Linked DNA regions of Homo sapiens: all the other regions are linked to region 2. The links are chromatin contacts, found by Hi-C or POLR2A ChIA-PET in ENCODE. All regions are on one chromosome and are shown on one strand. The core of a region is the stretch at or near the end of the contact, and the rest is flanking DNA. Distances in the headings are between cores, read along the strand shown. Region 1 overlaps ACTR3 (actin related protein 3). Region 2 overlaps LINC02936 (long intergenic non-protein coding RNA 2936). Region 3 overlaps ACTR3-AS1 (ACTR3 antisense RNA 1).

Region 1 (2,700 bases), core at 106-2,605, 230 kb after region 2:
GGCTAAGTATGGAATCCATTTTACAGATTTGAATTCCTGACTGTTGGCTTCTGCTGCTTCTGCGAAATATGTGGTGGCATCATCTGCTGGTCATGGATGTGGGGAGAAGGTGAAATCTTAGCGGTAGGGGCGGCATTGACACTCGTCATTGTGAAGAGTAAAGAGGAACAGAGTAGAAGAGTAAAGGCTTGCCAGGCAAGGTTAGGTCCATTTGAGAATAATGACTATGAATTCTTAGTCTTTAGCACCCTAGTGCAAATGCTTCTGCGGTATAATCAGCATTCTGGATATAGGCAAGTTTATGTTAGGGATATATGCTGGGTTGGATTTTGGTAGACAGGATGAAAAAAGAACATGTGAAATAAAGGTGATGGGTCAAAATCTAGACTGTGTATATTGATGGCTAGGGAATAATTAAAGCAACCAGTGGACCAAAAGTCTTAATTGGTGTTCAGAAGAGATCTCTTGAGGTGGTTGAGTATGCTAGAATAATAAGAGGTTGTGATCAGAGAAGGGTATACCTGCATTTCAGCGATTGAGAGGTGATAGTGATGATGATATAAGATCTATACTGTGGCCAAAATGGAAAAGAGATACCACTGAAAGTGATGAAGTCAGTCAGTCGAGAGGCCAGAGTTCCTTTCCACTGATTCTGTCCACTCATTTTAAACGCATTTTTAAGTCTTCTAAGTGCTACTAACAAACCAGAACAAAACTTCTCTCAATCTTTATTCCTACCTTCTGTCCTCAGCAATTTAGCTATTTTTCTCTTTCCTTTTAAAACGACACTTCTTAGTGAGTCTCAAGATATTTGATATGCTCTTTGTTAAATCCAATTATATGTAACAGTTTTCATCCTTCTTGATTTGTCTTTCTTTTGCAGGATTACTCTAATGGTTATCTTCCTAACATGGAATATTTGTTTGTTTGTTTGTTTGTTTGTTTGTTTGTTTTTGAGACGGAGCCTGGCTCTGTCGCCCAGGCTAGAGTGCAGTGGCGCGATCTCAGCTCACTGCAGCCTCGACTTCGGGTTCATGCCATTCTCCTGCCTCAGCCTCCCAAGTAGTTGGGACTACAGGCGCCCACCACCGTGCCCGGCTAATTTTTTATATTTTTAGTAGAGATGGGGTTTCACCGTGTTAGCCAGGATGGTCTCAATCTCCTGACCTCGTGATCTGCCTGCCTCGGCCTCCCAAAGTGCTGGGATTACAGGCATGAGCCACTGTGCCCGGCCTGTTTTGTTTGTTTTTATTTGTTGTTTCTATTGTCACTGATTTCTCCTTTACCCACTACTCAAACGTTGGTTTCTCTAGGCACTGCTTTCAGTTCTCCTTTTTTTTTTTTTTCTCTTCTCATAAAATGGGGTGACTCAATGTTTTATTCTTTCATTAAAGACTTTCTCTAGGTGATCTCCTCCATTCCTTTGTCTGCAACCACAGACCAGATCTCTACTTTCAGTTCCTTGACTACATCTTCACCTACCTATTTCCTGGCTCTTGAGTTTTAGTATATCTAAAACAAAACGTATTATATATACTCCACTCTTGTTTATTCCAAGATCAGACAAAACACAATTTTTATGTTTTGATTAATGGATCTGGTCCATCCTAACTTCAAAGCTGGAAACCTGTTGGCATCTTCTGACTTTTTTCTCTTTTTTTTTTTTTTTTTGAGACAGGTGTCTTGCCCTGTTGCCCATGTTGGAATGCAGTGGTGAGATCTTGGCTCACTGCAAGACCCTCCACAATCACTTTGACCCTCTGGGCTCAAGTGATTCTTCCACCTCAGCCTCCTGAGTAGCGGGGACTACAGGTGTGTGCCACCACACCTGGCTAATTAAAAATTTTTTTTTTTTTTGTAGAGACAGGGTCTCACTACGTTGCCTAGGCTGGTCTCAAACTCCTGGGCTCAAGCCATCCTCTCACCTTGGCCTCCCAAAGTGCTGGGATTATAGGTATGAGCCACCATGCCCAGCCCTTTCTTATTCTTATTGACTGAGAAATCTTCAATGTGGCCCCTTGTCGTCCATACCACTATTGGTACTCTTGTTCTCACTTGGTTCTGTTAAGCTTCATTTGAGCTTTCCCAATGCTGCTATAATAGTCTTCCTAAAAATTAAAGCTGTTCTTATTCCCCTGCTTAAAAATTTCTCTGCTGTTTTATTTCTTATAGAATAAAACCTAAATAAAAGGAAAATTTTTGAGAATCTAGTCCCTTTGATCTAGAACTGGTATATCTCTCTACGCACCTTCAAATCTTTTGGCACATAAATTTCTCATTGATAACTTCAGTTTTGTTTTTGTATACCATGCAGTGTTTGTCTTTCTATACATCTTTTTCTGTTCTCCACAAGTTCCTCCATACCTCTCATTCCCCTGCCAAAAAAAAAGCCAGAAAGCAGAACTGAGTTAAGACCCGGCTTAGATATGACCTCCTCAGCGAAACCTTTTCTCTCACAAAACAAGGTGGTCATCTTATTCAAGGAACTATTTATTTATTTATTTATTTATTTATTTGACAGAGTGTTACTCTGTTGCCCAGGCTGGAGTGGAGTGATGTGATCTTGGCCTACTGCAACCTCTGACTCCTGGGTTCAAGAGATTCTCCTGCCTCAGCCTCCCCAGTAGCTGGGATTATAGGTGCCTGCCACCATGCCTGACTGATTTTTGTATTTTCAGTGGAGATGGGGCTTCACCATAT
Region 2 (2,785 bases), core at 178-2,677:
TAATTAAAAATGTGTAAAGGATTTTAGTAGACATATCACCTAAGAAGATATATAAATGGCTAACACATGAAAAATGTTCCAAATAATTAATCATTAGGGAAATGCAACTAAAACCAGAATAACGTACATTCAGTTCATACCCACTAAAATGCCTATAATTAAGAGATTGACAATACCAAGTATTGACAAGTATGTGTTGGTAAGATTTTAAAATGACATAGTCATTTGGAAAATAGTTTGAAAGTGTGTTAAAAAGTTAAACCTGTACTTAACAAACGATCCATCAATTTCACTCCTAAGTATCTATGAAGAGAATTGAAGGTTTATGTCTACCTAAAAGCGTACATGGGGGTGTTTGAAGCCACATTATTCATAATAAGTAAAAACTGAAAATAATTCAAATATCCATTAACTGGTGCATAGATAAAGTAAACTATCCATTAACTGGTGCATAGTAGATCTGTACAATGGAATCCCTAGCAGCAGCGAACCAAGGCTTCAAAGTTCCCTAGTGGTTTCTTTGCCCTCACTGCTGCATGCCACAAAAAGACCATGCTATGAAAAGACCAACATCTCCAAGCATAGCTGTAGATGACTTTGCTTTCACTTCTGGTTACAACTGAACTTACTCATTCTTTGTCTTCTAAAGAAGCCATTCATTTCTTGAGAACTTTTCTGGTGTTTGGTTCCAGAATCTGTCTTTTAGATGACAATTTTTTTTCTTCAGAGTTAGACACAGACTCCATGGCATTTTACTATATTTATAGCGTATTTTTATTATAGTTATGAAATCAGTTTTTTTCTTTTTAATGGAGTTCTTTTTCAAGTTTGATTTTTTCTTTTTTCTTTTCTTTTTTTTTTGTGTGTGTGTTTGTTTGTTGAGACAGGGTTTCACTCTGTCACCTAGGCTGGAGTGCAGTGGCATGACCTCAGCTCACTGCAACCTCCACCTCCTGGGTTCAAGCCATTCTCCTACCTTAGCCTCCAGAGTAGCTGGGACTAGAGGTAGGCACCACTACGCCTGGCTAATTTTTGTATTTTTTTGTAGAGACAGGGTTTCACCATGTTGGTCAGGCTGGTCTTGAACCCCTGACCTCAAGTGATCCACCCACCTTGGCCTTCCAAAATGCTGGGATTACAGGCGTGAGCTACTATGCCCAGCCCCGAATTTGATTTTATTATACCAATATTATCTTCTCCCCCTCCCACAGTTCCCCAAACACTTCTCTACACACTCTGGTCTGGCACAGTTTCAAATTTGTGGAGTTGATATCTGGGGCTCCTACTGGAAGGAGGATAAAAACAGAAGGAATTTGGCACGGGGCTCCTCCATCTTCCACGCATGCGGCATTTGTTCTGAGAATGTCAGCTCCCTCACAGTGCATGTCAGAATGGCATGCCAGCATGGGCCTCTGGTCTAGCACACAGAAAGGGTGAAGAGTACACATGGTGACCATTGTCACTTTGCAGATTTCCTGCCTCCCACTCACATGTCTGAGACCAGTTTTGCTACTGTTGCACCGCTAACCACAGAAGCCAGAAAGGGAAACGACTTTCTTTCTTTTCTTCTTTTTTTTTTTTTTTTTTTGAGATGGAGTCTCACTTTGTCGCCAGGCTGGAGTGCAGTGGCACGATCTCGGCTCACCGCAACCTCCAACTCCCTGGTTCAAGCTATTCTCCTGCCTCAGCCTCCCAAGTAGCTGGGATTACAGGCATGCACCACCACACCCAGCTAATTTGTGTATTTTTAGTAGAGACAGGATTTCACCACGTTGGCCAGGCTGGTCTTGATCTCCTGACTGTGTGATCCACCCGCCTTGGCCTGTCAAAGTGATGAGATTACAGGCGTGAGCCACTGAGCCCAGCCAGGGAAAATAAGTTTTCAATAGAGAATTTTCTATTAAGGAAGAGAGTGTTCTTTCAGCAAAGACAGGCTTTAGCCACACCTGTTTTTATAAGGATTTGAGGGGAGGGAAATATGCCAAGAGACAACTTCAGAAGTTTATAAAGACAAGAGCGACCTCTCCAAAACAGCTAGGAGAGTGGGTCTTTAGTGGTGAGGTCTTCATCTCTGTCTGATCTCTCTAGGCTGAAGGAAAGATGTGAATTTGCTGTGAAGGGATATTCTCCTCAAGGACACTTACCATCTGTTTCCTGGGGATAGGAAGGTAAGTCATCAGTGTCAAGAACCTTACTGGTAAAACAATAAAACAATGTATTCATTCGGATTTGTGCTCTTTAAGTGAGAGGGGTTCTAGAACAGCCTTTCTGTCTGGACCCCTTGATGGTAAACCATCCCGTGTGAGGTCTGCTCTTTACTGTGTGGACGAGGCCAGGGCTGTTATTTGACATCCGTGGCCACAGCCCACAGTCTAACGTCGGCCAGCTCCGGTGTGATTGTACTTAGTACATCAGTAGTCATGAGAAAACTGGCTAAGAAAACACAGAGCTTCAACTGGAACAAAATATTATACGTGCAACACCCATGACCGTGTGGCTGTTTTATCCCCATTGCTCCTTTCTTTTCTGCAGAAGGTTCTTTTTAAATTTTAACGTATATTTGTCCAATTGTTTGGTAATGCATTTCCATGTTTTCAGAAATAGTGAATCAAATCTGGACTGGAACAACACTCCCTCACTTACCTCCTGCACCCAGCGCCTGCCTCGCTGTGGGAATGCCCCATCCTTGGTGTCTTAAAATTTGCAGAGCTTCTTTACTTGTACATAAGACATGTGCATATACAGAGCAAAAATTCTGCATGACCTCACTTACGTGTGGACTCTA
Region 3 (2,838 bases), core at 96-2,595, 170 kb after region 2:
AGGGATACCTTTGTCTTGAGACAGTGGAGAGAACTTCATGGGCTCAATGAGAAAAAGGCAAGGAAGAAGCAGGAGAGAACTTTAGGGAAGTGAATGGAATGAAACTAAAAGGAAGTGAGAAGCACTATGGAGATACCTCAGCTACTTAAGACAGAATACAGGAAGGGGAAGTAACATGAATCCCAAGACTAAAGAAAGTAAAACATGAAGAATGTGAGGGAGTAAAAGGAGTTTGAAGGAAAACTGGAGGAGCTAAAAACGAACCATACACATATGGGCCAAGTGTTATATAAGCGAGAAACAGGTCACTGAGATAGCATTAGATCATTCGAGCTTGGAGTCACTGTTTACAGGGATCAGAAAAAAAAGGAAATAGGGTTTAATTTTAAGATAAGAAACAGGCTGGGCACGGTGGCTCACGCCTGTAATCCCAGCACTTTGGGAGGCTGAGGCGGGCAGATCATGAGGTCGGGAGTTCGAGACCAGCCTGACCGACATGGTAAAACCCCATCTCTACTAAAAATACAAAAATTAGCTGGGCGTGGTGGCATGTGCCTGTAATCCCAGCTACTCATAAGGCTGAGAATCATTTGAACCCGGGAGGCGGAGGTTGCAGTGAGCCGAGATCATGCCACTGCACTCCAGCCTGGGCGACAGAGCAAGACTCCATCTCAAAAAATAAAAATAAAAATAAAATAAGAAACAAAGTTATATGGGAAGACTGGACTTGGACATCAACTTTTTAAACCTTTCCTGGATCCTGTGAGCCAATAAATTCCTCTTTGTGTCTAAGTTAGTTCAAGTTAGGTTACTGCCCTTTAAAATCAACCAACCAAAGTAATAAAAACTGTCAATGGAGGAGGAGTGAGACATTTCTTTTTGGCTATGTTGAATAGATGAGATATAATTTACCCAAAGTGTAGTTTACAGACAAGCCAGTCACCACACAGCCCACTTCTGGGGGTAACTGCAGAGCCTACAGGTCCTACTAAGAAGGTGGCCATGTTCTATGCCACGTTCTCTGCCCCGCTTCCAGAACCCCTCAGCCCCCAGTTCTCCCAGCTCAGCTGACTAGAATCAGGAATGTGCTCATGATCCAAAGGCCATCAGTTTTTCTATGGGTTTATGGCCCACGAGGAGGTTTAGCATATAGAACCTCTGCTTCAATAGGGATACTACTGAGTCAAACAGACATTATTGCCTAGAAATTTCATGTGGAACTGACAAATTGTGAATAAGTTGAAGTTTTGAGTTATCAGAAAGGAGGAGTGAGCAGTTATGAACAAGCAGAAGCTATAGGTAAGCCAAAATCAAACGGTATTTATAGGAGAGTTGAAAAATTAGTAGAAATGGGAATGGTAGCAGTACAGTTGGAGGGATGCTGAGTCACTGCATTTATGGGATCCCTGAACTTGCCAAGGCAGCAAGAAGATGACTCAGATTGGTGACTCTTCCACTGGATGCTTCTAGTTCCTGAGTGACTTCCAGAGTCCAAGAGGCCCAGCTCGACAGCTTTTCTTGATATGCCAGAAGGTCCTTAAAGTCCTTATTTCCATAAATACCGTCACGATACCCCTGCTCCCATCACCCAGATGAACCGCTGTTCTTTGTAGTGAAATGGTCTTAACAAACATCTCAATAATAACATTGGCTAACACTTATTTAACATGGATTATGTGCCAAGCACTGAGATATTAATTTTACACATTGTACCTCACTTAATTTTCTCAACAATCCTATGAGGCAGGTACATATTATTCTTACCAATTTATGGATGGAGAAACCTAACTTAGAGAGGTTACCTTGCTTGTCCAAGTCACATCTTCTGTAGGGGAGCTAAGTCTGAAGCAGATCTGTATAACTCTAGAGTCCAAACATGTAATTATATTTAACTTCTCTCAAGTTACTCAGTTCCCTTGGGATCATTTCGGGTGTAGAGAGTGTAAGTAATTTAACTTTAAGTCATAAAATAAGAAATGTAGCAACCAGAACTAAAAGGGGAAAAAAGACTCATCATGAATATCACGTGTTATAAAATAATCATGTGTCTTGCTGAAACTTCATAAAAGAGAAGTTCTAGAAAGTTATCCCAAAGCAAGAAGTGGTGAATGGGAATTTATTACTAATTTTAGATACATAATATGTGCCAGATGTATTGTCCTATTTGAACAAATGGCTAAGGAAAATATGTATTCTTTGTAGTTTAATAGTGGCCTCAATTTTCCTAATTTGCTTCATAAAGTCTTACGCTCTTGACAGGGAATTCTCCTGCAAAGGGGTTTTTAGAAATCAACCATGGATGTAGAGAAGAGACTACTTTGCATAAAAAAAAGAGAAGTGAAACTGTAGAGTTTAAAAAAAAAAATGTGGCCAGGGACGGTGGCTCATGCCTATAATCCCAGCACTTTGGGAGGCTGAGACAGGTGGATCACCTGAGGTCAAGAGTTCAAGACTAGCCTGGCCAACATGGTGAAACCCTTTCTCTACGAAACGTACAAAAATTAGCTGTGTGTGGTGGCGTGCGCCTGTAGTCCCAGCTACTCAGGAGGCTGAGGCAGGAGAATTGTTTGAACCCAGGAGGTGGAGTTTTCAGTGAGCTGAGATTGTACCACTGCACTCCAGCCTGAGCAACAGAGCGAGACTCATCTCAAAATAAATAAATAAAATAAAAAATATATGTGTAAGAAAAATAAACTGTGAGATATGAAGTGTAAAATTTCAACTCTTCTAATTATGCTGAATTAATAACTAAAATTTATTTTTCAAAAACTGGAAAATTTAGCAGAGATGTAGCTATTTAAAAATGAATAATAATGTTGAATATGTGTTTGCTCCATG

Evidence for each region. A loop is a pair of places that touch in the nucleus more often than their neighbours do. ChIA-PET counts read pairs that join two places held with the same protein, here RNA polymerase II (POLR2A). Pooled maps may share reads with other maps.
Region 1: a loop to region 2 is called in a map with no recorded cell type, with 10 times the contacts of the local background. The contact joins two enhancer-like sites. A Hi-C loop is called at or near these places in 6 of 37 single-sample maps with no recorded cell type and 4 of 50 pooled maps. POLR2A ChIA-PET finds 5 or more read pairs at or near these places in 2 of 52 experiments (T-cell and activated T-cell).
Region 3: a map with no recorded cell type shows a loop between it and region 2 (7-fold over the local background). The contact joins two enhancer-like sites. A Hi-C loop is called at or near these places in 12 of 37 single-sample maps with no recorded cell type and 11 of 50 pooled maps. POLR2A ChIA-PET finds 5 or more read pairs at or near these places in 1 of 52 experiments (activated CD4-positive, alpha-beta T cell).

What each region holds. Positions count from the first base shown.
Region 1 is chr2:113,922,401-113,925,100 of GRCh38, forward strand. The region is part of intron 3 of ACTR3 (actin related protein 3); the gene reads left to right. Among named protein-coding and RNA genes, the nearest start is that of ACTR3-AS1, 33 kb to the left of the region's middle. Within about 2 kb of position 1,356, at least 3 of the 41 ENCODE cell types and tissues checked have a DNase peak (open chromatin) inside an H3K27ac peak, as active enhancers do.
Region 2 is chr2:113,692,289-113,695,073 of GRCh38, forward strand. The region is part of intron 1 of LINC02936 (long intergenic non-protein coding RNA 2936); the gene reads right to left. Among named protein-coding and RNA genes, the nearest start is that of LINC02936, 10 kb to the right of the region's middle. RefSeq lists enhancers at 1,153-1,242, 1,683-1,812. Within about 2 kb of position 1,428, at least 5 of the 41 ENCODE cell types and tissues checked have a DNase peak (open chromatin) inside an H3K27ac peak, as active enhancers do.
Region 3 is chr2:113,857,531-113,860,368 of GRCh38, forward strand. The region is part of intron 2 of ACTR3-AS1 (ACTR3 antisense RNA 1); the gene reads right to left. Among named protein-coding and RNA genes, the nearest start is that of ACTR3, 31 kb to the right of the region's middle. Within about 2 kb of position 1,346, at least 7 of the 41 ENCODE cell types and tissues checked have a DNase peak (open chromatin) inside an H3K27ac peak, as active enhancers do.